3 separate regions of the Homo sapiens genome follow, and all the other regions are linked to region 1. Evidence: read pairs that join two places in POLR2A ChIA-PET (ENCODE). Cell type or tissue: GM12878. All regions are shown on one strand. Links, peaks and the distances in the headings refer to the core of each region. The heading gives the core; the rest is flanking DNA.

Region 1 (10,512 bases), core at 5,513-10,512:
TTTTTAGCTCATCAGCTATCATTCGTGTTAGCGTATTTTACGTGTGGCCCAAGACAATTCTTCTTCTTCCAATGTGGCCCAGGGAAGCCAAAAGATTGGATAGCACTGCCCTAGACTATCAGCCACGCCGCTCTGGCTCTCACTTCCCACTTCCCCAGGGCCTGGCTCAATATTTTTTTAAAAGTATGGTATAAATGAATAACTGATCTCTTGTTCTGTCTGCTTTAATCATGTGACTGAGTGCAAAAAAACAATTACCCACTTAAAAACACAGAGATGCAAGTGAATCCTTTGCCATAACAATGAGCCCACTCTTTATCAATACCCTGTTGTGCCAAACAGGTAGAGAGGTTTTAAAAAAGAGTCAAGTATCCCAACTCATATTAAATTTCCCCATATTCTCCATATTTTAAAAGCACTGGTTTAGTCATGGGTGATGCCCTTTAAGTATTCCGTACAAAAGGTATTTTCAAATTCCAATGACATGTACTTTCATCGGTTAATTTTTAATTGAGCCAAATATTAAATGTTCACATTAACCAGACAAAGCATTTTTAGCTACTGATTTGCAGTGACAGCTTGTGTTATTCTCACACACAGGCCAAGCATGAAATAGAAAACTAATAACCCCTTAACTGTATTCTCAAAGTATCATTTATGGGAAAGAAAACTACATTCAAAGGAAACTTGTGCAATGGCTGTCATTTTTTTCCCTGAGCCACAAGCTGTTACAAAGCAGGAGAGCTCATTTTCTCACAGATACGGACAAGCTCAAGAATCCCACTGTCACTGGATGTATTCATTAAGAAGGAATCTGGCAGCAGCACAGGGGACAGATACTTTGGAGAACAGGCCAATTATCTGGGTGTCCTTTATAATTTGAAGTTTCTGAATTCACTCATAGATAAGCTGCTTGAAGAGGGCCTGGCAATGGGAACATAATGCACAGATGGCCACTGAAGAAACAAGAGGGAGGAAGGGAGGCTGGAAGAGAGAAGAGAATTTGCTTGTGGTTTCATTCATGGGGACAAATCTACAAGCTGACACATTCATCTTTTTAAAAAGCCCCTGGAGAAGTATGGTCAAGCTTCACTACAAGTAAACAAATCAAAATCTTTCTCAAACAGATGACAACTGATGAGCAACAATGCTTTGAGTTTGCTTCATGCTAACGGATGAGGGTTCTCAAAATACAAATTCCATCAGTTGTTAAAACCACAGATAGGCTGTGATGCTGGCTTGAACCAGAATAGAGAACTCAGCCAAAAGCTGCCAGGCCAATGGTTTTATGTAAGACATCCCAGGTGGTCTTCTTGTTGAGCAGTGTCTTTAGAAATGGAATCTTAGGTTCTGTCGCCTCTGGGAATGCCGCACTGTACTGACTTCCACCTTCAATTGGCTGCTTATTTTTATGGGAGAAGAACGAGGGGATCATTTATCCTTGTGACTTTTGTGCTGCAGTTCTTTTTATATTTGAGCTACAACACTGATCAGAGTTAAAATCCACCTTGCTCCCACTGTGAGAACCTTGGGCCAGCCCTGCTTTCTATAATGATGGGGTGATGAATAATCTCAGCCTTCAAAACCTTTTCAGTCTGGGTTAGGCTTGAGATGTGAAACAAAAGGAATGAGAGCAACTAGGCATATGTACATACACTGTGTGTCTACAACCTTCGTATAAACAGATAGAATGTGACAACCAGCAGGCTGGTATCTATATTAGCATTAAGGACCAATAAATGTCAAATGTTTAATATAGAGCAAAATCTAGATTTCTCTTCAGGAATAAATGATATACTTTTTCAATTCAATGAAAAGGATGAAATCAAAACACTTAATAGGTATTTTTCTTCTTTCATTTCTATTAAATATTAATGAACCTGTAGGATGGGACATTTCAGACACACACACACACACACACAAACACACACTATAATAAAAGAAGTAGGAGAAAATTAGCTGCTTAGGATGAATTGCTCAGAATGCCCTAACATAATCATTTTATTCATTCATTCAATAAACAGTCATTGTGTGTGCCTATTACCTACTATGCTTGGTGCCAGGTTGAATTTAATAGAAGAAATATTTTATTAATAAGGAAGTCTCAATGAGAAAGGACACCTTGATTTTGTAAGACCTAGAGTCACACATAGAGGATACTATTAGGATATTTGGAACAATACTAATTTGACTCAAGTTGAAGTACTCATTAAGTTGGCAAACTGGTAGTGGGAAGCCAAGCTTTGAACAGCAAAGCTGCAGGTTAACCACCTTAACCCAATCCATGCAAGTCTACAGATTACCTTTGGGAAAAGGTGGGGTGCAAACAACAGTCGCAAACTAAGACAGCATCAGCAGTAGCATTTAGGACCACTTAGGGCAATGAAAGAAGGCAAAAGAGAAACCTACATGATTCGAGGGGAAAGACATATTATGGTTCAACCTCAATTTTTCTCTTGAGATCCAGATCCTTATGTCTAAGGCTTACTGGGCATTTCCACTTGGATATCCTACTGGAATGTCCAAAATGAAATTCATCACATGTACGCCACAAAGCAGTAACTGTTGTTATCTTTCCTTTCCCTCTGGAAGACAGTATCATTTTTTGAGGCAGCCAGGATGGCACTTGAGTCCTGATTCTTTCCCTCCCTCATTCCTCACATTCGACCTGCTGTCAGTCCTTTGATTCTACACGTGCAGTGTGCCCACATCTGTCCTGTCCTTTCTGTTCCAGGTGCTTCAGACCTCATACCTGGTCTCCCCCGTCCAGGCTCAGTCACTGTCAATCTTCCTCCCACGCACACATCCTGCCTTGTCTGAGAACCTTTGCAACATCCTTTCAACATCCCTGGTACAGTTAAACGCAGCCATCCTTCAGTAACCTCAGGGGATTGGCTCTAGGAACCCCCAGTGGATACCAAAATCTGAAGATGCTCAAGTCCCTGATATTAAATGAGTAGTACTTGCATATGCACATCCTCCTATATACTTTATTTTATTTATTTGTTTGTTTATTTATTTATTTTTTGAGACAGAGTCTCGCTCTGTCCCCTAGGCTGGAGTGCAGTGACACGATCTCGGCTCACTGCAACCTCCGCCTCCTGGGTTCAAGCAATTCTCCTGCCTCAGCCTCCCGAGTAGCTGGGATTACAGGCGCCCACCACCACACCTGGCTAATTTTTCTATTTTTAGTAGAGAAAGGGTTTCACCATGTTGGCCAGGCTGGACTTGAACTCCTGACTTCAAGTGATCCACCCACCTTGAGCTCCCACAGTGCTGGGATTACAGGCCTAAGCCACTGTGCCTGCCCTACCCCATATATTTTTGATCCAAAGTTGGTTGAATCCATGGATGTGGAACCCAAAGATAGGGAGGGCTGTCTATACAAGTTTCACAACTTAGTATGCAGTGGTAAGTTCTCAAAACTATGGATTTATCTCAGGAGAGTTCTCCATGCCCCAGTCAAATCAGACTCTCCACAATTCCCCAAACACACCTCCCGCATTCATGCCTGCTTTGACGCCTCCAGTTTCCACTACCTGAAAGACCCTCTCCCCGTATCGCCTGCCTGTTCTCTAAAACTTGTCTCAACATTATCTCCGGCATGAAACTCTTCAGATACCACTGTAGCTGGGTTGGGCCTCTCTGTCTACTACACATTGTCCAGGATTACAGTGATTTGTATCCTTGTCTTGGTCTCCTACTGATTGGTAAGTTCCTTGAAGGCAAAAGTTATCTTAGACATTTTTTCGCTTAACTAAAACACCTAGCATAGAGCTTTGCATGGTGTAGGGCCTCAATAAATGTTTTTTTCAATGAAACAAGTTAGTGTGCATGTTTTCCTAAATAACCAGATTCTAAAACCCCTCTCCATGACCATCACTACCCCGGTTCCTGGGAACCCAGGGTTAAGTTTTGTGGACAATTGCTCATTTCCCTCAATTAGGACTTCTTCAAATCATTTTCTTCTTATACTATCACTTTAATGTTTAGTAAGTGGCTTTGTCTCCCTGTTCTTATAATTTTGTTATAAAATACCTCAAAACCTCTCTGTGTGTCTTCAGTGTGTGTGTTTTTAAAGATGCTGGCAGGAATCCATAAAGGATATGGCTAGGAGATAGCCCTGAAATTTTACATCCAGAAATGCCAATGCTGCCATCCTTTATGGACTCGCTTTTTTTTTTTCAAGAAGATAAATCAATATTTAAAGCTGATGATATAATTTGTACTTAATTTTATTCCTATTTTAATTGTAAATCAGATATCAATATATCTGAGATATAGCATTGAACTAAGAAGACTAAGTTTATGTGTCTCATGTTCTTTTAGAAAATTCTAATGCAGCTGAGAGGAATATTTGGCTGCAATTCAATTTCAGAGTTAATATAGAGATATAGCATTCATCATGTTGTAAAGCAGAAAAAATATCATCCTGGTTATCTGCTAAGGAGAGCTGGAAAAAGTCAAGAAGAGACAGCCTGCAACACTGATCCTTTGTTTGGTGCTTCAAGTATTAAAATTGGTAAACTCACCATACTCTGTTGCAGCTTAACTGTCTTTTCGACAGTTAAAAATAAGGAAATATGGTAACTGGATCTGTCACAAGAAAAGATGTATTGGTCTCAATGGAGAAAACCTCCCCTGAAAAATTAAAGCTTCACTTGACACAGTGGGTTCTCGGGTTGTTTTTGGGAGACATGATAATGAGCAGAGTGGAGTCAGTCATCAGTTTCTGACTCATTACATGGAAGCCCCAGAGAGCTGATTATTAACTAAAAATGGAATACGCTTCTATCCCTGAAGTTGTGAAGGCAAAACAAGAAGCAGAATGGAAACACAAATTTCCCCATTGACGCATGTGGCCCAAACGCGATGCTCAAGGGCAGGTGTCTTCCACAGTTAACCTGCTCATGGAATGTGGTTGATCGCCCCAGAAAATCACCCAAGTCACTCTCAGTATATTGCTACAAATGGCCATACCAGTATGTCAGGGAGATTCCCTTTCTCACATGTTTAAAAGGGCGTTTGGGGAAGTAGTCCTTACCCTAAGCTATTTTAGTTTAGTTAGTCAAACATTTATTGAAGTCTCAGGTATAACCCCACTATAATCTTGCACTAGAGGAATCAAAGTAAGTACAAATTTTGCCAGCAGATACTATCTTTTCTCTGCACAGGTTAAAGTTTATAATCACTAGAGGAAAAGGATAGTGTCTGGTCACAGAATTTTGACCTGCCCAGCTGCCTGCAGCAAGTTTGGGGTGAGGGTTATCCTCTCACTTTGATTAGACTCCCCACTTCTGCTCCCTTTTGCTAGTATCTAAGCGCATTACGGTTTTCTTCAGGTAAATCCTACCCATCACTAATTGGAAGTTAACAAGGAGCTACACCTGAGAGGTCCCTCACCGGTGGAATGATAAGGCAGGTAGGGGATGGTCACAGGGGTGGTGGCACCTATGAGAAAGTCCCATGGCTTGGAAGAGAGAGGAATAATCATTCAATCCTTATTCACACTGAAGGACAGATGGGTGTATCTTTTGTCTGGCAAATGGAGGGCAGAGAAATAGTGCTATAGCATATACAGAATTGGGCATATATAAGAACAACAAGTGACAATCTATAAAAATATGTTTTTAAGTGAAAACAGCTTTGTTGGCATTTTGAAAGTTTTACAGTCTCCATTTAAACGAACAGACCACAAGCCCAAAAAAGTCCGAAGGCAAATGCCAGTGTTACAATGGACTGTGAATTTCTGTAACTAGCATCGTAGAAGTGTCTTGATAAATAGAACAGTAATATAACCTCAAACCAAAACAAAACAGAAGCTTTTTTTTCCCCTGCTCAAAGGAAGAGCCCCCGCTCTGGTTCAAAACCTACTTGTATTTTTTGGCATACAAGAGTTATTTAAGAAAGATAGTTCTTCAAATTACCCTGTTCCAGTCAGTCTAATCGGAGCCTTGATTGTCTTTTACTTAAAAAGAATTAATGAAATGCTTTAGAAATTGTAGACTGGTGTTTATTAAGTCTTCTTAGTATGCATAAATAGTGCTTAGTGGGTTAATATTTAACAAGGGAACTCCCCCTGCCTTTCAGTTCTCTTAAGCATATGTCTACGTTACACAGTATTTTTTAAAGTATCTACATTTTGGCCCTGTTTAAATTAGGCCTAATGCACACATGAACAGCCATATGGTCAGAAATAACGTTCTTAGACCAAGGCTGAAGTACATGCAAAATAACTTATAGTTATTTGCTTTTTTCCTCTAAGTCTCTGAGTCTAGGATCATGCTTATCAGGCTGTATGATAACTACGAGTTTATTAAGATGCCTGCAACACTAGCCTGTGAGTTTATCCAGGGCAGAAGCAAAGCTCTCCTTGCCGTGCCTCCAACCTAACCCAAGGCAGGACTCATGTAAGACTGGCAATCACATCTGTGGAATAACTGTCAGTCCTTGGATGATTTTCATCATTAATCCTGCTTAGACATCAAACATTAAGGTTGATTAAGCCAAACCAAGAGGGATGAAAGAGAAAATTCACAGTGGAGTAAATTCACTGAGTGGTCTCCTACATGTGGTTGACAGAAAGGATGACCAGATTGACAAGTTACTGTTATACCTGAATAAGGTGATATTAGATTACCTTAAAAAGGTTGAACAGAACCTTTGAATCTCAAATACAATATATCTCTGGGGGAAAAAGAAAACGTTCTACTTGTACACTACAAAGACAGTGTTGTTTTCTAGCACAAATGCACTTCTGCTGAGATACTGCTTTGCTAAACTACTGCTAAGACACAATGAGTGACCTTAGAAAAGGGTGCGGAGGTATGTTGGGTGGGAAGAACCACTGTTAACATGCAGCACCCACACACTCGCTCATGAGTGGGCGTATCATCCCTCCAAATAGCGCAATAGGACTGGGAACAGAGATAAGAAAAAACAACAAGAATTTTGCTTGCCTTTTTTTTATTTTTAATTTATGGCTTTCTGTTACCTGGTATGCTGTGTGGCCTGATGACATTTAAGTAATCTGAAATGTACCAGTTCAATCAAAGATTGCTAAAAAGGGCAATCCATTCTTATTAGAAAGTACAGCTGAAAGTAACAGAATGCGCAAAAGAAAGCCATGTTTTCAATGGACGTTAAATAGCAACAAAACAGAAAAGAGAATTCAGTTAACTATAAAATTTTATGAATGTCCAGAAACAATCACACCACAGCACATGACTGAAAACTCTATGAGAAATAGTGTGTTTTTCTCTACTACATAAATTATTGAAAGGGGTCATGTGATTCTTGTAGGCAGAAAGATGCACTTTCCCAAGGAAAGTTCATCATGAAATATATTATTTAAGACTAGATCATCTTCAAGCTATTTTTAATCCTATCGTCTTGCTGCCAAAATTGGCCATAAGCAGCCAATCCTCAGACACTAGAAAAATGATGCTCTTTCATGTAATTTGTACACTGGCATGAGAATGGTATTGCTTTCCAGTTAATCAAATGTTTTGCTGGATGTGGACTGCCTTGAGAAAGGAAAAACTGCTTGCTGACTAATGAAAAGGCAGCTGAACTCTACCGGGTGTGGAGAAGTTCCTGTCTTCCTAAACCACCAACACCAAAAAACCAAAAAATAAGTCGGATTACCATCTTGTCAACAGAATAAAGCCAATCTCCTACAATCTCTTGTCTGAATCATCTCATTCTTCTAGTGGCTCCTATCTCACTCTCTCCTAAGACATGAAGCTGAATGTCGTCACAGTTCCCAGTTTAGAGGGTCACTCTCCATCACCTGCCCAAAACTCAATCCCTTGCCTGCAAGAGTCCCTTTGTCTTAAAGAAGCTGCAAGGTCACTAAAGTCATTTACAGAATTTAAACTGTGTTATGAGGGGATAAAATAATAACTAACAGAGCTATTAAAAGAGCTAATTCTCTTGCCTTTAATTGAAGAAAAGCTATCTTACTTTTTAATGGGACCAGTGATGCCAATATAAACTATATAACTACTACGAAAAATATTCATGAGAAGACTGGGCTTATAGTTGATCTACCTGCTTGCTATCTCTCCTTCATCCAATTTATGTCTTCCTAAAGTCAGATCACAATAGTGGACACCTGGGAAATACTCGGTATTCCAAGTAACACTATAGATCTTTAAGGCCACTGGAAGGGGACAATGCAGAATCCATCCCAGGTAGCAACTCTTCCTAAAAGATGCCACCAGGAACCAAGGATGGTAGCCAGCATCGCTAACTTTAACGTGCACACAAACCACATATTCTGACTCAGTAGCTCTGGGGTGGGAGCTGAGCTTTAGCATCTCTACAAAGCTCCGGGGGATGCATGTGCTACTGTCTATAAGCCACACTGAGCAGCAAGGTATCCACATTTTCTAGAATTGCTTCTCTCTCACTGCTTCCTCTGTCCTGCCTCTCTCTGGATGCCACACAATGCCTTATTCAGACCTAGGAATAAATCCACACTCCACTCTACAGCCAATTACTTCTTTAGTCTTTATTTAATTTGTAGTCTTCTGGGACAATCTATCAGAGGCTGATCATTCCAAGGACCTGATTTATCCATGTTATGGAACACAAAAGTCAAACAGATTTCCTCAGCCTCACAAGGTTCCAATTTTCTACGAGCAGCAGCAAAGAAAAAGAAATGACTTGCAGTCTAAAGCCTGGAGTATTCAGTGTAGTATTCAGGAGATGGGCTAATCCACGGAGCCCTGGGGACAGTGCAGATTATTGTCACATGCCAAGAAAATATGCTAGCTCTCTTCTGAAGCTTTACCATTAAGACTACCTTACACTATAAAATACAACATATTATTAGAGATGTAACCCCAATTGGTGTAAATGTGAAGAAAATCTGTCTGTATGCCAAATGCCTAAAATGACTTTTAGATTAATAATGCACATTTGAAATGATAGGCAAATCATTCATCATTCTCAAACACTACCACTTTTATTCCAAAGTGTCCTATGAGTGCATTTCCTGGTATATATATATATTTTTTCTCTAAATTCCTTTGTTTTCCTATATAGTCACCATCTATGCATTGTTCTGAAAGCTATTACATATTTTACCATCAACCATCTGTGCTTCTACATGATTTATTTTTACTAGAAGCAGTTTTGTCAAAAAATTTTTATCATGTTCTATGGTATGTCATTGTGGTTTGGCATCATAAAATGTAGCCTCTACATTTATCAACCTCAGATACCTGTTGACCACAAAGATAGGTCTACTATGAAAACTCTGTTTCACAAAAAGAAAAAAGTGAGCCTTTACTTAAAAAGAAACTTCAGTTACATGAGAGGGTAACACACTGAAATTCAGCAACAAATATCAAGGTTGTATCTTAATTTCTGTCATAAACATGTGTCTCTGTTTCCCACATTTTTATTAACTTATTTGATAGACAGATACCAGTTACCACCTTGGATTTATTTCAAGTAGAAAGAAAATTTGTAAGTGTGAATTTTTCACAAAAATGTGAAATAGTAAAACTATTAAATCAGTTTTACTTTGGTTTAAAAGGATCCTTTGGGAATCTGGAAGTCCCAACCCCTTTAGTTATAGTGATTAAAAATCAAACCACCTACTTAACCAAATATTTAACAAAAATATTCTTTTCACCCTTTAGCAAATTCTTCCAGAATTACTAAAGATCTGATAATGTGAGATCTCAACAAACAAACAATTCAAGAAGAGGATTTAAATTTTAGAAATTTAAATTGGGGCATTTTAGTTAATCTTACTTTTAAACACCAAACAGTGGCATCAATATTTTGTCAACTTTGGTCAAATAAGATCAGATGTTCACATCAATCATCTACTTTTCTTGGCCTTTTCTCTATTTGGCCTCCTAGTATGAGCACACTTTGTAAAATGTAATAAAAACATGTGGTGTGCTTCTTGACATCTAATCCACTTGCAGTAATTTCTAGGCTTTTTGCTCCTGTTAGGTCCTATAAAATAATGACATTAGTCATTCTCCCAAGAGGCTATAAAAGGAAGCACTGAATTGCATCCTGTTTTTCAAAGATAACTCTTCAGATTAAAACAAAAAGTGTAAAAAAAAAAAAAACTTCACACAAGAATTACTTTTTCATAAATTCATCATTTTAGATATGAGATATAGATCTCCATTACAATCCTTGACTCTTAGGAACTAAACCCCCTCCAACAAAGAATCTCAGAAAAGTACAATTGTATGGTATAATGATGAAAGCTCTATCTAGCACAGTACGAGAAAAAGATCATCTCACAAATGTTCTTCAAAGCCACAGGTATCAATCACTTCAACTAAAGTAAGGGTAAGATAATCCACAGCTAAGAATCAATTCTTCTACACTTTACATAGATACCTAGATGCAAATTTTTTTCAGCCGACCACAAAATTAGGTCCACTCTGAGTGGTGAAAAACAAAAGATTCTAACATTCTAGCAAACTGGTAAACCATACACAAATTATAGAATACAAAGAATGCAGCCGATGCAAA
Region 2 (10,512 bases), core at 5,063-10,062, 160 kb before region 1:
TTTCTCAGAATGTTTCATTCTCCATGCCCGACCCCTCCCTGCTTGGAAAATGCAGAGAAAATCCATCAGTCATTTTTGGGTTATCAGACTGTGACAAATTTGTTTTTCAAGCTTCAGAAGATTGTTGAACTGCGCTTCCCCGCTCCCCCCCATTTCAGATAACTCAAAACTGGTTTGGATCCGTGACATCAACCTTGGCATGTATGAAGAACGAGGAATGAGGACTTTGCCTTGTTTGGAACCAAAAGAGAAGAATATCCATTTTCTCTCTCTCTCTCTTTTCCATTTTTATTAAGTCAGTATTTTTTCCTTTTAGCCAGATGATGTATACTTTTAACATTCCAGGAAAAAAGTGTCAGTGATATGCGAGTCATAATAAAAGAAAATCAAAAGAAATGCAATTACAAGGGACAGGGAACTGTATCATTTTTAATATAAAATGCCCAGATGAAAATCTAATTTAAAAAATTACCAGCACCATATAAATGAGAAAAGAATATAAGAAAACATTTGTTATTTTAAAAATTAGCTTAATCCTTAATCTTTCTGGCTCTTGGACTTTCAACTTTATTTTTAAAGGCCAAAAATGGTCTTTCGGTGCTGGATCAGGAGTAAACCTCTCAATGATGCAATGAGATACTGTGAAGTGGCAACGAATTTCCCTGGCCTCTGGCCTGCTGCCTGGAATGTAGTAGGAAAAAAAAAAAAAGTTGTTAAATAAAAACAGTGAACAAACAGGATGAAATAATAACCTTCTCATTCTCCTTATTATAGAGGTATCTATTACAAACAAAAACAAATATTCACATGGCACGCTGTTGTTGAGAAAGTGCTTCCATATAGATCATCTAGTGTGGTCCTCCCAACAAGCCACAGATAAGTTATTACTGCTGTCACCCCTCTTTTAGAGATGACCAAGAATACGTAACTTTTCCAAGGACACCTAGTTAATCAATTATGAAACCAGAACTCAAACCCAGAATTCTGACATAAAATATCCTGCCTTTCCACTCAATCACGCGGCCTCCCTAAATGTAGCTATGACTCCCAGCTAAACGGGCCTGCCCAGAGCCACGAAGTCATAAGTGTGCATGGAGCAGCGACGTGCTTATGCTGACACCTCTGTCTCTTTGATAACGTTTACATTATGAGAAAAGAATCAAGCTCATTTATGTCAGCAGTCCACAACCTTTTTGGCACCAGGGACGTGTTTTGTGGAGGACAATTTTTCCACGAATGGGGTGGGGGATCATTTCAGGATGAAACTGTTCCAACACAGATCATCAGGCATTCGGTTCCCATAAGGAGCACACAACCTAGATCCCTTGTGGGCACAGTTCACAATAGGGTTTGCACTCCTAGGAAAACCTAATGTCGCCACTGATCTGACAGGAGCCGGAGCTCAGGCAGTGATGCTCGCCAGCTGCTCACCTCCTGCTGTGCGGCCCTGTTCCTAACAGGCCACAGACCCATACCGGTCCCGGGCTATATGTATAAGTTGCAACTGTTGGCTGGTGCCAGACGACTTTCGCTTGTTCTGTCTCTGTTTCTCTTCTAGCCCAGGGAGATGTCATTCTGTTACCCTCAACCCATGTGAGGGGAAGCTGGAACTATTCACGTATTTACAGGGAGAGTCCGAATAATCATGCAGTAACCCAGCCTTCCTTTCAAACTCTTTGCTTGATGTAATCGCCAATTTTCATTTCAGGCCTGAAAAATAACACTGTTATGACAGTGACCGGCAGATGATTAACAGTGAAGAAGAGAGGAGATGTCACTAATAATATTGATTTTTAACCCTTTCTCTAGTTTTTGTTTGGAACAAACACAGTGCTTAATTATATGGCTCTCTACAGAAAGGGTTCTCCTGACATGAGGCATTTATTTATTTATTTATTTATTTATTTATTTATTTATTTATTTATTTTGAGACAGCGTCTCCCTCTGTCAGTTACCCAGGCTGGAGTGCAGTGGTGCGATCTCGGCTCACTGCAGCCTCTGCCTCCCAGGTTCAAGCAATTCTCCTGCCTCAGTCTTCCCGAATGGCTGGGATTACAGGCACCCACCGCCATGCCTGGCTAATTTTTGTAGTTTTTTTGTAGAATTGGGGTTTCACCATGTTGGCCAGGCTGGCCTGAAACTCCTGACCTCAAGTGATCCTCCTGACTCAGCCTCCCATAGTGCTGGGATTACAGGCGTGAGCCACCGCGCCCAGCCTGACATGAGGCTTTTAGGTACAGAAAGAGAAGTTTCCTTTGTCCAGATGCAATTTTCCCCTATTTTGCTTGGGTCAGCCTGAAAACGAAAGAAAGAGAGTGACCTGGTGGCAAGATGGCTAAGGTTTCTCTCTTCTTCAGCAACACCCAGCTGAAGAGTGGACACCAGTGAATGCACTCTGCTCCTATCTTCAATACTGTGGGCCCAGGAGGGCTGAAAGAAAAGCAGAAAAATCACTTTCCTGCCCAACGGGCATTGTGATGGTTTTTTTTCTTTTATTGCTAACGTACGTCTTCTCTTGTTTTTCTTTCCCTCTGCGTCTGAGGTTGCCATTCCCCACTTTCTCTCCGCATTTTCTTGGCTCCCTCCAGTTTTCTCTGGAGTGACTTTTCCCTTTCTCTGTGAAACCATCACTTCTATGTATTTTCCGTGTCCCATGAACATGCCACAAGTTCTAGAATTAGACTCTGCTCAGCCTTCCCGTGAGCTGTTTTAGTCTGATATTCCAGCAGTCTCCAGGTAGGAAAAAAGAAGTCGATTTAAATATGAATTCCTATAAGGCTGAAGCTAAGCTAACACATTCTGGAGACCTTGTGGCAGAAAAATGTCCAGAAATATTGGACTATAACATAAGATTTGATGCTTAAGAATGAGTTATCAGGTTTGGGGGTGAGAAGGGGTATTAGGTCTCCAACCTCCACTGGGCTACTCCTGTCATATTTTTCCTAGCAAGACAGGCAACACTCCTCAAAGGTTACTAAGCTGCGCCTCCACCAAGAAGGAAAATGGGACTCCTTTCACCTTGAGCTCTCTTTGTACCTTCAGCAAATGACTTCTGAAGTCATCTTGATCTCCTCTTCTATAATGCAATCAGGGGCATTCCCTGCTTCTCTGTCATCTCTCTAATTACTGAAAGAAATTTTCCCCCTTCTTGTGTTTTTTTCTATAATTAGCCTCATAGATTGGTCAAATTCGTCTGTCCAGATTTCCCCCCAAAATTCCCTTCTCCACACTGACTGCGGTGACCCTAAGCTACTTTTTTGCCTATGGCCGGGCTACCTCCCCTAACACCAATCTACCCTGCAACTGACTAACATCTAACCCAGCAGAAATTACTGGGCATCTGTAACATGACTGGCATGATCAAAACCCTGGGGTGGATTCAAGAGAAAAATGCAACTACTCCTTTCCTTCTATGAGGTCAGGAGCAAGCAATACAAGCAAGAATGTCCTGGTGGCAGAAGGGGTGGCCATGACGGTTCAGAGAAGGGCGAGTTCACTCAGGCAAGGGGGGCGATAATAGATGGGGGGCGATAACAGATGAGGGGCTGGGGGCGAGGGGAGGGGACAGCATAGGCTACAGGGGGAGGATAAATGTGTGCATAGGGAATGCTAATGGCTTGGCCCGACTTTGTGGGTTTCAAAACAAAATCTCATGGAAAAGATAATTTAAATGAAAATCGGAGCTTATTAATTTTCTGTAGGCCCAGCCCAATTTCTCATAGTTCTCAGTCATGTTGGTACATGCTAGTTTCCGTGGCAGCCTAAGATAAAGCTCTTAATGCGATGTGAGTCCCTTAGAGATTAGCACTATTATAAATATAAATGCTCAAACACAAGCAAGTTGAAACCAAATGCCCCCCAAACACTGGCTTTCTGTTATATGAAGGTTTCCAGTGGTGCACTGAACCCTTGGATAAATGAGCTAGAAAACAGAGAGTTAAATGGGCTCATTGGCTAAATCTCATGGCCGGGCTCCTTCATGGGAGGGAAGAAGGAAACTTAGTAGCTGCTCCTTACCTATTTAATCTATAGCAGTTGGCAGGACAGTTTTGGAGGACAATCAGAGAAATGCCCTCAGAACTTCGAGTAGGGGATTGAGCAGGGCATCCAAGACCCTGATCAAAACAGAGGGTCTTTACTCAAAGCCAACCTGCAAAACACCTTCTTGTTCTCACTGCTTTGTATGACTTCCAAGAGACTCACTAACAACTAGTCATAAATAGACATCAAGGAGTTTGTTTATCTAACTAAGAGAAAACAATGTTTGAGTTCTTTAGAAACATGCATTTGACACCACACCAATGTGCTGCTCTGGGAGCAGAATCGGAGCCTGCTTCCTTGGGGCTGGTGTTTTGATGTGGTCATTATTTGCTCAGCAGAGCCTCTACTTGGCAACACCTCGTTTGCCCAATTCTAGGTATTTGAAATTTTAAAAACATATCTCTTTTAAGAAAATTCTAAAATGAAAGAGTTTTTTTAAAAATTAATTCGTAAATACCTTCCCCAAAGTTATTCTAAAATGCCTGAGACTTTAAAGAACCATATCTAAGTCAAGTCTGGTGAGGGCAAACAGACATGACAATGACCAAATCTATTCTTTAATTTTCTAACATTTGTGTACAAAGCCAAACAATCAACATACATACAGAGTGCTACTCCTAAATCTTCTTGCTACTAAAAAATAAAGGGCCAACCAAGTATTCCCAGGAGGCAAAACAATAGCTTATCATGTGCTTGTCCTCAGTGCCTACTAGAGCCTCCTTTTCTCCTGGAAGACATAATGACTTGGGCTGGGTGAAATTGTACACCACCTATGAGAGCAGGATGCTGGGTTGATCAGGTGATAATGCTTCACCATATCTTCAATTTTTGTATTTTCCACCTATTTGATAATGGGTCCTTCAGCGGAGACTACAAGACGTGAGTATACCCACATAACTTCAGCTCAGATTTCTGACGGCGTCCAACTTGCTTGCACGAATATCCACTGCCTGCCCACTCTCTCTCATCTGAGAAAACTATTTGACTCAGCTTTTGCCTCTGCCTCCCACTTTTCACCCTCTCCAGAATGCTCACAGCTCACCCATGCTAGTAGCATTGGAGAGGAAAGAGCACACACATTAGAGTCAGACAGATCTGTGCTTGAACCTCAACTCTGCAAATTACTAGATTCGTCAATGAGTTGAATGAGTTATCAGTTCTCCTCTCGTTCTCTGCAATGCTTAAATCTAACTCATGTTAGATGAGTTATTTAACCTCCCTGAGCCTAAATTTATGAATTCATAAAACAGAGAAAAATAAAAGGCTGTAGTTGTCGAGTGGTCAGGAGGATGAAATGACTTCTGTGAAGTGCCTGGCAGCAAAGGCACTAAAATTCAGTCATGACTCCCTCTCATTCCTCTCTCATTTTTGCATTGAACTGTCAGAGATGGCAATTTTCCTTTCCTAGGTACCTTCTTTATTTACAAGTAGCTTACAGAAAATGCATATATGAAAGGAGTTGTGTGAAACTTTTGAAGCCAGTTAAGCTCTTTTTGCAGAGTCCGTAATTTTTAATTTTAGGATCTTATTTTCTAACATCTTTAGTCAAGGTAAGTTCTTAAAGAAAAAATTCAAATGAAGCTCAATACCTGTATATTATCAGCTAGGGGCCTGGAAGTAGAGTTCTGGAGTTAGCAGAAGTGATTTCTTGAAATCGTCAGGGCAGAGCGGCCAGCCAAATCCTGAGACTCATCAAGGCAGGATTTCCTACCCAACAGCAAGAACATCGGACCTTGTACTAAGCCATGAGGTCCCCACCTGGAATGGTCCATTCAGAATTCTCTACACAGACCTGGCCACTCCAAAAAGCCAGTGGTGAGTCCAGAGGAGGGCAGCTGAAATGGGACAAACTAGGCTTCTAGAAGACAATGATGACTCTGGGAAGGGCAGGCCTGAATGTGGATTTTGGGACATTCATGAAGTCTTCATAGTACAGAAAGGATTAAGCTATAACCCTATTGTGAAGCCTTTAGGCTCATGACTCTTGAATCTCTTTTGAACCTCAAACCCTAGTTTGCGACCAAACAGATCTGCATATCCATCAGGTACATCAAACCCAACACAGCACAAAGGGAACTGATTACACCTTCCCAAAATCTGCCTCTAAGGGTCTAATCAGCCCCCTTGACAGCCCTCAGCCTATATCCTAGCAGAAAAACCGGGGTGATCCTCAACTCCTCCCTCTTCTTTTCCTATGGACACACCATCACTGTCATCTCCACCTTACAGAAGTCTCTTAGGATGTCTCCTCTTTCTGGTCTTACAGAAGCCACTTCTGTTCACCCCACTGCATGGCTTACCTAGACAGTGGCAAGAAGCTCCCAACCGATCTTCCCTCATCTTGCCCCATTCAGCTTCCCTCTGGAGTATTCCCAGGGTGTCTGCTAGACCCACAAAGCAGTTGCGTCCCTCTCTCTTATCCAAATGCCCTGAGTGGCTCCTGTTATCCACAGGGCGAGCTGGCCCTGACCCACGCTTCCAGACTCCCCTCTCCCCACACCCACTGCTTGCCTTGAACTCCATGTGATTACTGGCAGCATCAGCTGCAGCCTCGTTCCTCTACAGATCCTGGCTCACATGCATCCTCAGGCTGGGATGCCACTCTGCCTTTTGCACACCTCTCCACACTCAGCTCAAATACCACCTCCTCTGTGAAGCCTTTCTTGACCAAGCCCCCACCTCCCCATCATGCCCTTTTCTTATTCTGCCCCCTCAAGGCTCACCAGTGAACTCACTGCCACCTGTCTCTCTCCTCCTTGGGGGCACTGGCTACATTTTCTTCATCTTGGTTTTCCCAGGTTCTGATAGTGCCTGGCACCTTGTAAAAGCTGTGTGCATGTTTGCAGAATGAATGAGTAAACACATGGAAATTAAAACTATTTAAACAGGTCCATAAAGATTGTGTTATGCTCAAGGAAGATGGATTCATTACACATCTCAAAAGAACCTCAGGACCTTCTGGGACTGGAATGGCAACACCGTGTGGGGTAAGGAGCCTAGAACGTTCAGTTATGTTCTCAAGTCGTCACAGCTTCACCTTACCCAAGATATCTAACATCTCTGAGCCTCAACTTATTCATCTATAAGAATAAGAGGACGCTACAACATCAACCACAAAGGCTGGGGTGAGAACGACACGGGCTCATGATGCCAAACGTCTGGTGGAGGTCGGCACAGGGCGGGCAGAGGTGGCAAATGGCAGTGTCCTTTGTCCCCAATCAACAGAACTGAGCTGAACATGAGACTCTGAGAAAGGCTCGGGACAGCAGGGCCACAGCACGTCTCCTGGCCTCCAGGGACAGTCAACTTGAGGAGGCGACAAATCTCATTTGCAAAGGTGAGAAACTGTACAGCAAGTCAACAGTATCGGATGAGTCACGAGACAGGACGTGATTGATGTCGGGTGGGCGTGGAATGTGCTGTGCATTGCGTGGGGAGGGCCCTTAGTGGGGGTGAGCTTGGTGGGAAAAGGAGGGTCTCGGAGGGTCCAGCTGCTGGGGTGGAGGCCACAGGGGCCCAGGAGTGCAGGGTGGGCGCGGTAAAGAGACTGCCGTTGTTGCCTTTAGGCTGTTCTGCTGCTCTCTGCTTCCCCCTGTTGGCTTGGGAGGGAAGAGTAGGGCTGTTGGCTGAGACGGACGTTAGAGCGAGCAGGTGAGAAGAGGCTGGGAGGAACCGGCAATGCAGCGACCAGGAGCAGGTGGTGGAGCGGGGAAGAGAGAGGGAGGGCTGCTTGGCCAGATGCCAGGCACTCTGCCAATTGCAGGCCCTGCAGATCTTGCCCCGAGCTCAGGGTCACCTTGAACCCTCTCCTTTCTTTCTCCAGAGTGCTTGTCGCACCCTCTCCCTTCCTGGGGCCCTCACTCATGTTCTCCTTGGAGGTTAGAGGCCCATCCTCCCTCTCCCAGGACCCTTCCCCGCCTCCCCAGCCAGTGTGGGCCATTGGTGTGACCAAGGTGAGGGGCACTTGGTGTTCTTGGGACTCTTGTTCTTTTTCTTGCTTGAGGGCATTTCTCAAGTAAGACCAGAGATCATTTTAGCCCTGAGTGTCCCAGTTAATATTCATGAGGCTTGCTGAGAAGCCAAAAAAAAAAAAAAAAAAAGGCTTGGACGGCATCAGACGGGCTGGCAGGGGAGGGGGGTGTTCAAAGAGGAGAAGAAAGCAAGAGCCAACATAGAGTCTTGCCCAGCAATAGCATGGAAGGGAGTGGCAGCCCATTGTCCCTCAGGAAAATAAACTGCAAATAACTTTTCCCGTTTGTGTCAATCTAGTGCTTTCAACTTACAAACTATTAGTAGGCTTTAGAACTTAGATCAATTGACATTCTGGGTCAGGTAATTCTTTGTTGTGGGGAGGACGGGCTGCCCTGTGCACTGGAGGATGTTTAGCAGCTTCTCTGGCCTCTGCCCACGACATGCCAGCGGAAACCCTTGTCTAGTGTGAAAACCCGAAATGTCTCCAGGCCGTGCCAAATGTCCCCTGGAAGGCAAAGTCATCCCCATGGAGAACCACTGCCTTAGATTATTGTTAGGTGCTACCCAAATGCCCAACACCTGTACTGGCCCCTCCAGTCTCACCCTCATCTGAGCACTGCAAGAACGTCCCACCCTGGCGTCCACCTCCCCCGTCCACCTGATGTTTACGTAAACAGAAACAGAAGCTTCTTTCAGAAGCCAAGGAATCTCCTCCCAAGTCCAGACGTTGTGGGTTGGGGGTGGGGGTGCAGGAATGCCTCTAACTCTGCTCAGTAACTGCAACCCCATGGACTTCATAATGGCCAAGGGGACTCCACACCCAAAGCCCTCATTCCCCAATTTCCTGGGCAGCCAGGGATCCAGGTAGAAACGCTTGCCCAGGAGGCGTCTCTCTGGTGGAGGAGTAAACCTTGGAGAATTTGCCCTCCGTTTTCTTCCCTCGCTTTCTTCTCCATTTTCTCTCCCAGGAGCTAGCTGGTGAGTAGCTACCGCAGCTACTCATGTGAACATGAATCTGGGGCCACCCTTTTTCAAATTTCAACAGCAAGTCCTGGAACTAAACAAGAAAGCCTTTGCACAAATAAACAATTAAGTTAATTGTGGGTCTGACAAATATTTTGTTTTCCCGAGGAATTAAGTATGCATCTGGGGTTAGGCTTCTGGGCTGAGCCTCTTGTGTAAAAAACCAGAAGGCAAGAAACTGAAGGAATATGGTCAAAGTCCCTTATTTTAAAATCAAGGACACTGAGTCCCGGAGAGGTGAACTGCCTGTCAGCACGGAAAACAGGACCAGACATAATCATGGTACCTTGTTCCAAGTGAAGTTACCTAATGCTCCCTTCCCATCCAAACAAGGATTTGGGATATGCCGCCCAGGAGGGTGGTCCCAAAGGGGATCCTCAGAGGATGCATCACTAAGTATTTCTGTACCCCAGGAGGTGGCTTATTTCATGGAAACCCTTCACCTGGGGCTGTTCATAGAACCATGCACGCGGCAGTTGAAAAGGGGCACCTACGCCTTGCTCTGTGACATTGTTTTCAGTGAAAATTAGCGTTCGCTGTTTTCAGCGTTAACCTTAAACTCCAGCTGGCTTTATCTCCTCTCACTTATTATAATTGTAACGCAGTGCACTGTGTAAAGGTCACACCTGTGTTTATACGCCATATGCCATCAAAATACCATGAAGAGAACACTATGTGGTCTCTATCAGAAGATCAAAAGAGAAGGGGTGAGAAGCAGACCTTCCTCCTAATTCAGGGCCCTTCAGTCCTTCCCAAACACTGAAATAGGCCCATGTGCACCACTGCTCCCGCAGGAGTTTATGTCTAGGCCAAGTACGTGCTGTTTATTGACAGAGAAACAAATACCGCTCAGCACCTGTCCGGTTTCAGAGTGATGAGGGAGTTTCCAATCTGGATCTGAGAAAACTTTTACACTGTACCCAAACATTCTTTTTCTTTTCTTTTCTTCTTTTTTTTTTCTGAAGCCAAAATTAGAACAAAAACAAACATATACAGAGTTCGGCGTAGCAGGAAAAAGAAACTCAGCTCAAGACATTTCATAAGAAAAGCTCCAAGTCCATCTATACTCACCTGGCCTGGAACCCTGGGATTCATTTGATTGAGGAGGGTCACAAGCTGTACCCCAGAGGCTCGGGAGGCACCACTCGGTAGGAAGACCCTCCTGGTTTCTCAAGCTGGAGGAGCAGACTGAAAGGATGTTTGGGGAGTGAGGAAGTAATAGGGGAGTGGATGCAGAAGGTATTTTGTTGTCTAACCTAGTGGTTCCTTGAGGCGTATTAATGAGTAATATTCATGCACCTTCTCCTTCTGCCAAGGCAGAAATAACCTGGTACTTTTTACCTGGTGGCCGAGTGACCTGGCCCTACCAGGGACTTCACTAATTAGCATAGTCTCTCATAGCCTGGCCTTGGGACTGGCTGTCACACGCTCTCCTCCACACCAGCCATCAGTTGCTCTGGACCCTCCGAGACCCCC
Region 3 (10,512 bases), core at 37-5,036, 150 kb before region 1:
ACACCAAAAACACCTACAAAAACACAGATGAATGTGCAGAATCAGCTGGAGTTTCTATGAGCTGAGCTGAATCTGCTCACCTTGCAAAGATTTCCCCGCACAGTGGGGACTGCCCACGCGTACGCATTTCTTAGTTTCTGCTGGCCAACTCGAATCGTTTTCAGCGGGGTCATTTACATCGTGTCCACTTTTTCTGGTTTCCAAACTCAACCCACTTTATTATCTTAAGAGTTTTCATTCTCAGTATCATTTACATACAACAAAATGAATATATCATGTGTACAGTTTTATGAATATTGACAAAGGCATACATCCCTTTAACTCACTCCCCTATCAAGATATGCAGCATTTCCATCCTCCCAGAAAGAGCCCTTGGAGCCACTTTGTTTTTAAATTATTTGCATCTGAATATTTTTGAGTGGAGATTATCAAAGCCAAATGTGTGGGAAGAAAGCCTAATCATTAATCATCTACTACAAATACAGGTAGTAAAGGTTTTGAAGATGGTGCGTGAGCCTGCACAGACAAGTCTGCGGGATTGGGTCCTGTTATGAAATGCCAAAGGGGCTTTTTAGCGACAGGCACGTGGGCCCCTCTCAGCCGCCCTGTCGGCACTCAGATACGCAACTAAGACCGAGTGGGTTTCTTTTCTGGTTTTGTTCTTTAGGCATCAGAGTTTACATGTTTAGAAAGAGGGAAGTTGAGGCTGAATAGTCACATCCACCATATTCTCATAGGGGCAAATGTTCTCTGATTAGGAGGGCTCAACCACAGTGCAGAGTCCCCTCTTCCAAAATTCTGTTTCAACACCGAGAGGAGTTCACATGACCAGGCAAATTAGAGATTTTCTTAGCATTTCCTGTTTCCCAGATTTCAGAGGAGCCCTTCAGGGAATGTCTGGCCCAGGGTAGCACATTCAGGATGAGGGAAAAATGGTTATTTTTAGGTCCCTCCAACCATCACATTCCTCCCTGTCTCCACTTGGGCACTCTGTTGTTCTAGTGACCTGTCAAAGGGATGGGGGCGGGGCTGCGAGAAAAAAGCCACATCGCTTCCTTTGGGGTGGGGGTAAGGGTACCCCTGCTCCAGGGGTCCTAAACTGCTCACTAGCCCTTCTGCTGGAGAGGGACCAGAGGTGGAAGACCTGCCAGAGTGAGTGCCAGGCAGCTCTAGACTTCTGGGTATTCATTTCTCATAAAAGGTTGCAGTATTTCCTGGACACCTGAATTCTATGTCTTCACGGCAAAAACAATTCAAAATGTCCCAAAACATTATGCAGGAAGGAGTTTTTAATTTTTTTTAAATCACTTTTCCAAAATGGTACCCTGAGGTGATCCTGTCTTCAATCTCCCAGCAATGAAAACAATGTGGTTGAAAAGTTGACAGCTTTCAACCCTTGAAAAGGTCACCTCCCTGCCTCACACCCTCTCGTAAGTATTAAGAGCATAACGGATATTTTGAGTCACATGTATTGTTCTTTGTTCATTTGCATTTGGTGAAATCCCCCCCTTGGACCAATTTAGTAAGCAGTGCCTTGGGCTTCCTTGGTGATTGTTCTCTTGTCTTCTGTATATTTTTTCCTGTGAAAAAAATTTAGACTCAGCCAGTGAAATGAAGTTGCAGCCTCTGTCACTGATGCTTTCTTTTTGCTCAGATGATCTTTCCATCTCGCTTGGGACAGAATTCCTTCTTCTTTGCAACGAATGAAGACCTTCGAGGCTCAGCTGAGGCCCTTGTACTCCAAGACTTTCTGAAAGCTCCCTCGCCCCTCCCCATCTGACCTTCTGTTGGACTGACATACTTCTCCATATTTCAGCCTCAGATGGCTTGGTGTTCACCACTAGACTGTGTTACTGAAAGTTAATCAAGGGTCCTAGGGCCATTTACAAAGTGGGACTGTAAGAGAAAGTCTAGCTAGATGGAAATGTATCCTAAATACCCCCAAGTCCCAGCACAGGGGTTCCCATCAACAAAAAGCCTCACCTCCAAATACATTGCTGAGGACGCAGGGCCCCGTCTTCCCACCTGACGCACTACACACCACGTCAGCTGTCACAGGAGGTCTGAGTGCTTTATGAAGCTGCCTGCTTTCTCTCTTACCTCCATGTGTAAGCCAACCACTCTGGCTTTCAGAAACATATTTCTTTCTCTATGAGTAATTTAAAAGTGACTCATCCTCAGCCTCACCAGCCGGTCCATGTGACCTGCAGTGCTGGTTGAGTGTTATCTATAGATGTGTAAACCAAAGCAGTTCTTAGAACACAGATTCCCCCTCCCACGTGCTGTTGATTTCCCTTTGCTACACAGGGAGGGAACGATGTCAGACATGAGCAGCCAGGGACTGCCCGCTCCGCACTCAAATCTGGAATGTGTCCATTAGAGGAAACAAAGGCCATCACCCAGTGACAGAAAAGAAGAGACAGGCAAAAGGCCTAATATATTTATTTTAGTATTAGCAGACCATCAAGAAGCTCTGAGAAAACTCCACAAAAATTGAAGACGATGATGACCCATATAAACAAAAAACTGCTCAAAGTTCTTTTTCTGAGCCAGTAGAAATTTAGACCTCATGAAACAGAGATGACACCCACACCCACCCCAACCAAAACCCCACCAACACGTCTTCATTGCTCAATCAGAAACACATTCCTGGGATCTGCTGTGGTTTGTCTTGGGAACTCACATATATGAACATGTTTTTATTTCTTCAACTTGCCTTTATTCCACCATCACCAAAGAATGGTGTCAGGCCCAGCTCGGGGACACTACTGGTGCAGGCAGGCACGCGGGTGACACAGCTGGCCAGCATTCTAGATCGTGTTTCTTACCTCTTTCTCACTTCCTATTTTCTATTAAACCAAATCTGAACTCATTTGCCTGCTTTGTGAAGACCTTCATAATCCAGCTACTGTCGCCTGATTTTCTAGCACCATCTATGCTCTTGGCACAATTAATCCTTGGCTACCACTAGGGCAGCATCCTCACTGCTCCTCCAAGGAAGACACCAGAGCCTTCATTTCCATGCCTTCACCCTCCCAAACCCCCAAACTCTGCCCTCCTTCCTTCTTTCCTTCCCTCCTTCCTTCCTTCTTTCCATCCCTCCTTCCTTCCCTCCTTCCTTCCTTTAAATTGAGAAACTTTTGCTCTGTCACTCAGGCTGGAGTGCAGTCGCAATTATAGCTCACTGCAGCCTTGAATTCCCAGGATCAAGTGATCCTCTTGCCTCAACCTCCTGAGTAGCTGGGACTATAGGCATGTGCCACTATGTCTGGCTAGTTTTTGTAGAGATGGGGTCTGGCTATGTTGCCAAGGTTGGTCTTGAACTCCTCGGTTCAAGTCATTGGTCCACCTCGGCCTCCCAAAGTGCTGGGATTACAGGTGTGAGTCACCATGGCTGGCCACCCTTCCTTACCACTGTCTGTATCTTTACCTTCTGGGAGCACTCTTACCTTCATCACCCAAATCTTAACCCATTCTTCCAGCTCAGCTCATCCCACCTGAAAATCTCCTTACCTTCCTCACCTGACCATTCAAGCTGTCACTAATGTCTACATCTCCTAAACTTCTCCAATAGTTCATCACATCTGCTCTTCAGTTTTGTTTTGCTACCTAATATATCACTTCTTATATTTTCCAATATTGTTTGATTGCAAGTTCTTTTGGGAGGGGTATCACATATTTCACTCCTATTGGCCCCACAGTGCCTAGCCCTATAACAGCAGATGAAGCAACCTTTAGATTGAAACAAATATTATTTTAATATTGCCAAAAAGGTGTAATAAGCAAGGTCTTACTAAACTTTTGGCCAGCTGTTAAATTTGATTGCATGTTGCCTGAAAGAGAAACTTTACTTTTTATCCTAGTAGGAAGTTATGTGGAGAGGAATAATGTATTGGATATTCAGTAAAATGAAAAAAAACACACAACAATAGTCATTTATATAGCACTGTGTACAAGCACTGATCTAAGCACTTAACAAATATCCATTCATCTTAAACTTCATAGTGACTTTAAAAAGTAGGCACTATTATATTCCCCACTTCACACATGAGGAGATCAAAGTATTGGAGGGAAGTTGTCCAAAGTCACATAGTGGCTAAGCTAGACTCAAACTCTGGCAATCTGGCAATCAGACTCTTCAGAGTCTGTGCTCTTAGTGGCTGTGCTATATTCCTGTTAATAGGTGTGTGCTTTTATATGGCCTTTTTCATTGAAGCAAAGAGGAGCTTATCTTCTGTATGGATACCATGTTACAGTTATGTGTACTAAATCCATCATGAGTCAAGTCCAGTGTAAAGAAAACTGATGGTGAGATGTCATCTTCCAGGGAAGCTTCAGAAAGAAGTATGGTGGTGGTATGGGAGCTGAACAAATAGAGTTTTCTTTGAAATGAATGGAGTAAAATCTTCCAGTCCGCCCTCAGGACCCTGTGATATGGTACCACCCTTCCATGCTCTGTAGAAATAAGAGATTTGAACCTCTGGGCAATCTTTAGGTAGGCTTGCTCCAGAAAAATATTACTACATACCCAAGAGAATCTTCCCAAATCCTACTTTCTCAACATAAACTCAATACAACTCAAATCACAGCTGCCATTAGATTTGCTTACAAATTTTAAATATGATCTGGCAGCCCCAGACATGGTATGCCTGAGAACTCCAGATTAGGTACAAGAAGAAAACCTCATCCTGGTGGTCAAATCACGGCAGGAAGTGATGCCACTGACAATTATTCCTGTATTAGCAGTTGCTTAAGTACCATGAGGCTTTTAGGGGGAAAGACTGGGAGGCAGTGGTTGGAAATGAAGCCCATTATTAATGTAGTCAAGCTCTTCAGCTGGATTCAATAAAATAAAAAGCCCTGCCCAGACCAGTGTCTGTAGTAGAAGATGCTAAAGAGCTGTTTTTCAAAAATCTGGCTTTATTGAATCCAGGCTTTATACACAGCATTCCTTCTTCCTGAATGGCTGAAAAATCATTCCATGCATTTGAAACCACTGGAGGAGAAATGAACTTAAGCCATGGCAAGAAAGCACAGTTAGATTTAAGGCGTGAACGTCAGCGTTCAAGGTAATGGAAACCTTGGTAGCCCTGTAGATAGATTTTCAAGAGAGACTGTGAAATCCTCAAGTCAATTAATAGAAGAATATTTTTCACAATAGCAAAGACTTGGAACCAACCCAAATGTCCAACAATGATAGACTGGATTAAGAAAATGTGAATGCTAGATGACGAGTTAGTTGGTGCAGCGCACCAGCATGGCACATGTATACATATGTAACTAACCTGCACATTGTGCACATGTACCCTAAAACTTAAAGTATAATAATAAATAAATAAATAAATAAAAATAGAAGAATATTTTTATTAATTCAATTCAGGTTCAAAATTATTATTGGGCGCCTACCATGTGCCAGCCCCCATGTGGTGCCCTGCAAGGCTCTAAGGATACCAAGATGAATAAACACAACCACTGCTCAGGAGGAATTTACAACCCAAGGGAGGAAACAGGAGCTCAGGGCTGACAACCATGGAGGGAAGTGTCTTGGTTTGGATGAACCTCATTGGGTGTGACTCTGTTGGTCTCTGTCCCTCTCTCTGGGTTTGCTGCTGTCACTTTTCATGGCTCTGGCTCTGTCTTCATTGTTCTCTGACTGCCTTGTCTCCATCTTCCAGGCCCCTAGCTGCAGACCTCCCTGGCTTGGGGAGCCGCAGGCATCTTCTGTGTTTATCCCTCCAACCACATCCCTGGCCAATGGCTGCTTCTGCTTCCATACCCTGCTCAGCAGGCTCATCCACACTCATCAGGAATCCTGGAGAGACCTCTCCTATCCCAAACCTCTCTCAGGCTAAATGGCTACACAACCGGAAAAGGAGCCGTGGAGAAACTGACTCCTTGGGGGTGAAGGCCTCGGGCCTAGGTGTTTTACAGTCACCTGTGCAACAAACATTTACAAAGGGATGCAAAGGGCCCAGACACTGGCGGGAGACAAAAAGAGATTGAGCAAGACTCTGTCCTCAAGGACCTTAGGATCTAGAGAAGGCTTGCAGGGGAGGGGGGTGGAATCTAAGCCCGAGGGGATGTCCGAATAACAAACAAGCTATATGACAATGTTGAAAACAGAGTTCACTCCCAGGTTGGGTCTAATTGAGCCAGACAGTCATTGTCAAAAATCACATGCCCCAAATGGGCAGAGTTCGTTTGCTGGATCGCTTTAAAGCTGTGCCGTCTGCCTTGAAGCAAGTCCACTGTCATTTTGTTAAACAAGGGTCCTTCATCCAATACTGGTTATGGCCAGGGTTGCAGACCCACAGGACACAAAGCCTGGCCCTCAGTATGAGGACCAGCTGCTGGCTGGCTTCCTCGGAGGGGGACTGTGGGCTTGGGGGGCACTCACGGCTTTATAGACTGCCCAGTCCCATGCCCCAGAGAGAGGTGGTTGGCAGGAAGAAATGTGACACCAGGAAGTGCTAAGGAGAAAGACAAGGCAGCTCCCAGAGTGGGGAGAAGGATCCGCTGTGGAGGAGGAGAAACTTGGCCAACCTTGGAATGGGCCTTGGAAGACGAGAGGATTTGGACTGGGGGATGTAAGGCGAGGAGTCAAGCCAGCTCCAGGACCCTGGACGGGGCAGGGACGGCGTCCCTGGACCCTGGACAGCACGCATATCCTGACTGGGGAACGAGGTACCTGCAGAAGCCACACTGTCACTGGCTGGGAGGACACCCTGCAGTTGACTGCGCCAGCTCTCACTGGCCAAGCCCATACGATATCATGATCAGATCATGGAAAACGTATACATATTAACAGGGAACCCTGGTGAAATACATTTTTTGGAAATTATTTAGGAGACAAACAGTATAATAATGAACTGGTGTCCCTTAGAACAGTGTTAAACAGGAGTGAGCATTAACACACCCCTCCAACACTGGGCAGATGCTATCACTGTATTGACTTGGAGTATGACAGCTTACCGACGGGATATGAGGTATCACATAGGTTAAGTTTGGTTAGTAAAACATTAATGATTGCAGCATTAGAAATGATGCATTCCTGACAAGGGACACTATCGTCTTATACAGGTTTCTTTATCATATTGGTTGACTGATGTACTTCCCTCCCCTCCTTCTTTCCTTTTGTCTTTCCTTCCATGGAGCACTGACCAGGTGCTAGGCACTGGGCTAGATGCTGAGACTACACGGCAGAATGAGATGTAATCCCTGCTTTATGGTCGCATGCTCCAGCCAGGGAGACCAACAGCTAACAAATTCTAATGTTGCAACATGAGAAGGTGCTGGAGTAGAGGGATGTGGGAAAGGTGATGGGAGCACGAAGGAAGGTGGCTTCTGTTTTGAATGGGTTTTAAGAGGCCTCCTTTGGTGTATAATTCTATAATAAATATGTCTCATTGCTAGGGGGTTGGCTGTCTCTTACAGTCACCTATTTCCTGTCTTTCTCGCCTTCCTTCATTCATCTATCTACCTCCCTTTCTCTTTCATCTATCTATTCATCTATCATGAATATCATCTATTCATTTATCTACTTCTTTTTCTCTTTCTCTCCATCCAACATCCATCATCCATCCATCTAGCCTTCTAGGACATTTTAAATACATAACTTTTCTCTCTAAGTCAGATTTCTCTTCTTGCTATAGGAAAAGCCTAGCTACCAAGGATCATTTTGCTAAAGTGAAGGCTGACAAAGGAGATTTAGAATTCCTTCTTTGGGCACATTTAAAAATAAAATAGGACTGGGGCCAGGTGTGATGGCTCATGACTATCATCCTAGTGCTTTGGGAGGCCGAGGCAGGAGGATCACTTGAGCCTAAGAGTTTGAAACCAGCCTGGGCAACATAGCAAGACCTCCATCTCTACAAAAAAAATTAAGAATTAGCCGGATGTTGGCTGGGCGTGGTGGCTCCTGTCTGTAATCCCAGCATATGGGGAGGCCAAGGCGGGTGGATCATAAGGTCAAGAGATCAAGACTATCCTGGCCAACATGGTGAAACCCTGTCTCTACTAAAAATACAAAAATTAGCTGGGTGTGATGGTGCATGCCTGTGGTCCCACCTACTCAGGAGGCTGAGGTAGGAGAATCATTTAAACCCGGGAGGCAGAGGTTGCAGTGAGCAGAGATCACACCACTGCACTCCAGCCTGGGTGACAGAGTGAGACTCCGTCTCAAAAAAAAAAAAAAATAAATAAAGGAATTAGCAGGACTGAGGCAGGAGGATCACTTGAGCCCGGGAGTTTGTGGCTGCAGTGACCTATGATCATGCCACTGCACTCCAGGCTGGACAAGAGAGTGGGGCCCTTTCTCTAAACAACAACAACAACATGATTGTTGCCATCTGGCTGGAATGGGCAGGTGGTTCTGCCTAAAGGCAGAGGGGCCTATTGGAGAATGTGTCAAGAGTGCCCATGCCTCCTTGTTCCATCCATTGCCAATGTACCAAGGATCATTTTGCCAAAGTGAAGTCTGACAAAGGAGGTTTAGAATTCCTTCCCTGGGCACATTTAAAAACAGGACTGGGGTCAGGTGTGATGGCTCATGGGCAGGAGGATCACTTGAGCCCATGAGCTTGAGACCAGCCTGGGCAACATAGCAAGACCTCCATGTCTACAAAACAATTAAAAATGTCCTAAGTCCCCTTGGACCACCAGCAGCTGCCACCTGTCAACACTGGAACTGATCGCCCAGGCCAAATGTTGAGGTGGGGACTGAGGCCCTGGAGGATGCACATCCATAGTCTCTGAGGTCATTCTTTGCTGGCTGCAGTTCTAACACGGACTGATGACTCTGCATGGAGAGTCACAGGAGGCTTATCGTCATCCATAGCTGACGTCCACAGCCAGACATCCACGAGATGCTCAAACTCAGAATGCTATGTGGCTAGCATTTTCCAATGCCTAAAGCTTCTGATCTGTTTCCAACTGGGGGGAAATGTGGACTGCTCCGTTTATTGGTATGTCTGGCCTCTGTCGCCTAAATTTCCAAAGATTCCCTCATCTTCTGTGAAGTATAAAGTCCTCCTGGAATGCCAGGGCTTTTTAGGCGGTCTGCATGTTGTAGGAAGAGAAAAGGTGACCTGAGGGTGGGATCTAGAAACATTGCACTTTCCCTATTGGAATCCAAAGTGGGGAGCCATTCTCAACAACTAACTAGCAACAACCCAAGTCCTCAGGATTGAACACGCTCAGCGGTCATCTGTCTTTATCTTGGGGTCTTAACTGTATTTGATGAAAGCTGCTTATTGGCCTAACAGCATTGAATAAACAGGCAAAATTCCCAGCCTCTGGCTGACTCTCCTGAAGTATCTCCAGCCTTGATTCTGAGAATCTAACATGGGCTTCCCAGCACTACAGGCACAGGCAGGCACCTGATCATCCCTGGTGACACTTATTTCCTAATCGATTCCATGGAGGGCTTCTTTTGGGCGGTCAGAAACAACAGGCCCTTGTTTTCTAAGTTAAATGCAGACAGAATAGTTTTTCCCCTTCGTGTTTTTCTTTCTTTCTTTCTTTCTTTCTTTCTTTCTTTCTTTCTTTCTTTCTTTCTTTCTTTCTTCCTTCCTTCCTTCTTTCCTTTCCTTCCTTTCTTTCTTTCTTTCTTTCTTTCTTTCTTTCTCTTTCTTTCTTTCTTTCTTTTTCTTTCTTTCTTTTTCTTTCTCTCTCTCTCTCTCTCTTTCTTTTTCTTTCTTTCCTTTCTCCCTCTCTCTCCCTCCCTGTCTCCCTCCCTCCCTCCCTCCCTCCTCTCTTTCTTTTCTCTTCTCTTCTCTTTTTTTTCTTCCTTCCTTTTCAATGGAGTCTCGCTCTGTCACCCAGGCTGGAGTGCAGTGGCATGATCTTGGCTCACTGCAACCTCCACCTCCTGGGTTCAAGCAATTCTCCTGCTCTAGTCACCCGAGTAGCTGGGACTACAGTGTGTGTGACACCATGCCCAGCTAATTTTTGTATTTTTAGTAGAGAAGGGGGTTTCACCATGTTGGCCAGGCTGGTCTTGATCTCTTGACCTCATGATCCACCCGCCTCGGCCTCCCAAAGTGCTGGGATTACAGGTGTGAGCCACCGTGCCCAGCGCGTTTTCTTTAAGGGGTAGATGCCGGTGGCCGTCATCAAAGTAATTCTAATGCTATTTAAAATTCTTATCTCTTGAGAAGAATAGAGATGATCCTTTAATGTTCTTTTACACATTTTTCAATGTTTTCCTTGCAACTGTAACAAGCAAACTCATGTCATCAATAGCCATATTATGACCGTAATCAGTGATCAGTATGTGGAAGGAAGCCTAACTTGGTGACTAACAGCACACACATGGCTTTAAACCTGGCTCAGTCACTTACCACTGCATGACCTTGCGCAAGCTGCTAAATGCCTCTGTGCCTCAGTTTTTTTCATCTATAAAATGGGGCTAATGATAGTGCATACCTCATTAGGTTCTTGGGAGTATAAAATATGTTACTATATACGACATGCTTAAAACAGTGACGGGCACATGGTAAGTGTGAGCTCTCA

The links. ChIA-PET counts read pairs that join two places held together with the same protein. Peaks named below come from ENCODE experiments on the same cell type or tissue, not always from the same donor. Only the 100,000 strongest peaks of a DNase experiment are listed, where the experiment ranks them.
Region 2: POLR2A ChIA-PET joins it to region 1 with 26 read pairs; 11 of 35 experiments call an interaction of 5 or more read pairs at or near these places.
Region 3: POLR2A ChIA-PET joins it to region 1 with 37 read pairs; 12 of 35 experiments call an interaction of 5 or more read pairs at or near these places.

What each region holds. Positions count from the first base shown.
Region 1 is chr18:63,306,853-63,317,364 of GRCh38, forward strand. All of the region lies in intron 2 of BCL2 (BCL2 apoptosis regulator), which reads right to left. Among named protein-coding and RNA genes, the nearest start is that of BCL2, 7.7 kb to the right of the region's middle. RefSeq lists enhancers at 4,726-4,935, 10,199-10,248. In GM12878, for the core only: no CTCF peak of the experiment used is centred there; no DNase peak of the experiment used is centred there; H3K4me3 peaks cover 5,000 bases; H3K27ac peaks cover 5,000 bases.
Region 2 is chr18:63,147,966-63,158,477 of GRCh38, forward strand. All of the region lies in intron 2 of BCL2 (BCL2 apoptosis regulator), which reads right to left. Among named protein-coding and RNA genes, the nearest start is that of BCL2, 170 kb to the right of the region's middle. RefSeq lists enhancers at 3,069-3,238, 7,120-7,269, 9,961-10,010. In GM12878, for the core only: no CTCF peak of the experiment used is centred there; DNase peaks (open chromatin) are centred at 5,104, 7,406, 7,536 and 9,906; H3K4me3 peaks cover 3,815 bases; H3K27ac peaks cover 5,000 bases.
Region 3 is chr18:63,159,746-63,170,257 of GRCh38, forward strand. The region is part of intron 2 of BCL2 (BCL2 apoptosis regulator); the gene reads right to left. Among named protein-coding and RNA genes, the nearest start is that of BCL2, 150 kb to the right of the region's middle. RefSeq lists enhancers at 1,086-1,205, 1,616-1,855, 1,946-2,235, 2,436-2,485. In GM12878, for the core only: no CTCF peak of the experiment used is centred there; DNase peaks (open chromatin) are centred at 176, 1,476, 2,126, 2,816 and 1 weaker place; H3K4me3 peaks cover 2,508 bases; H3K27ac peaks cover 4,591 bases.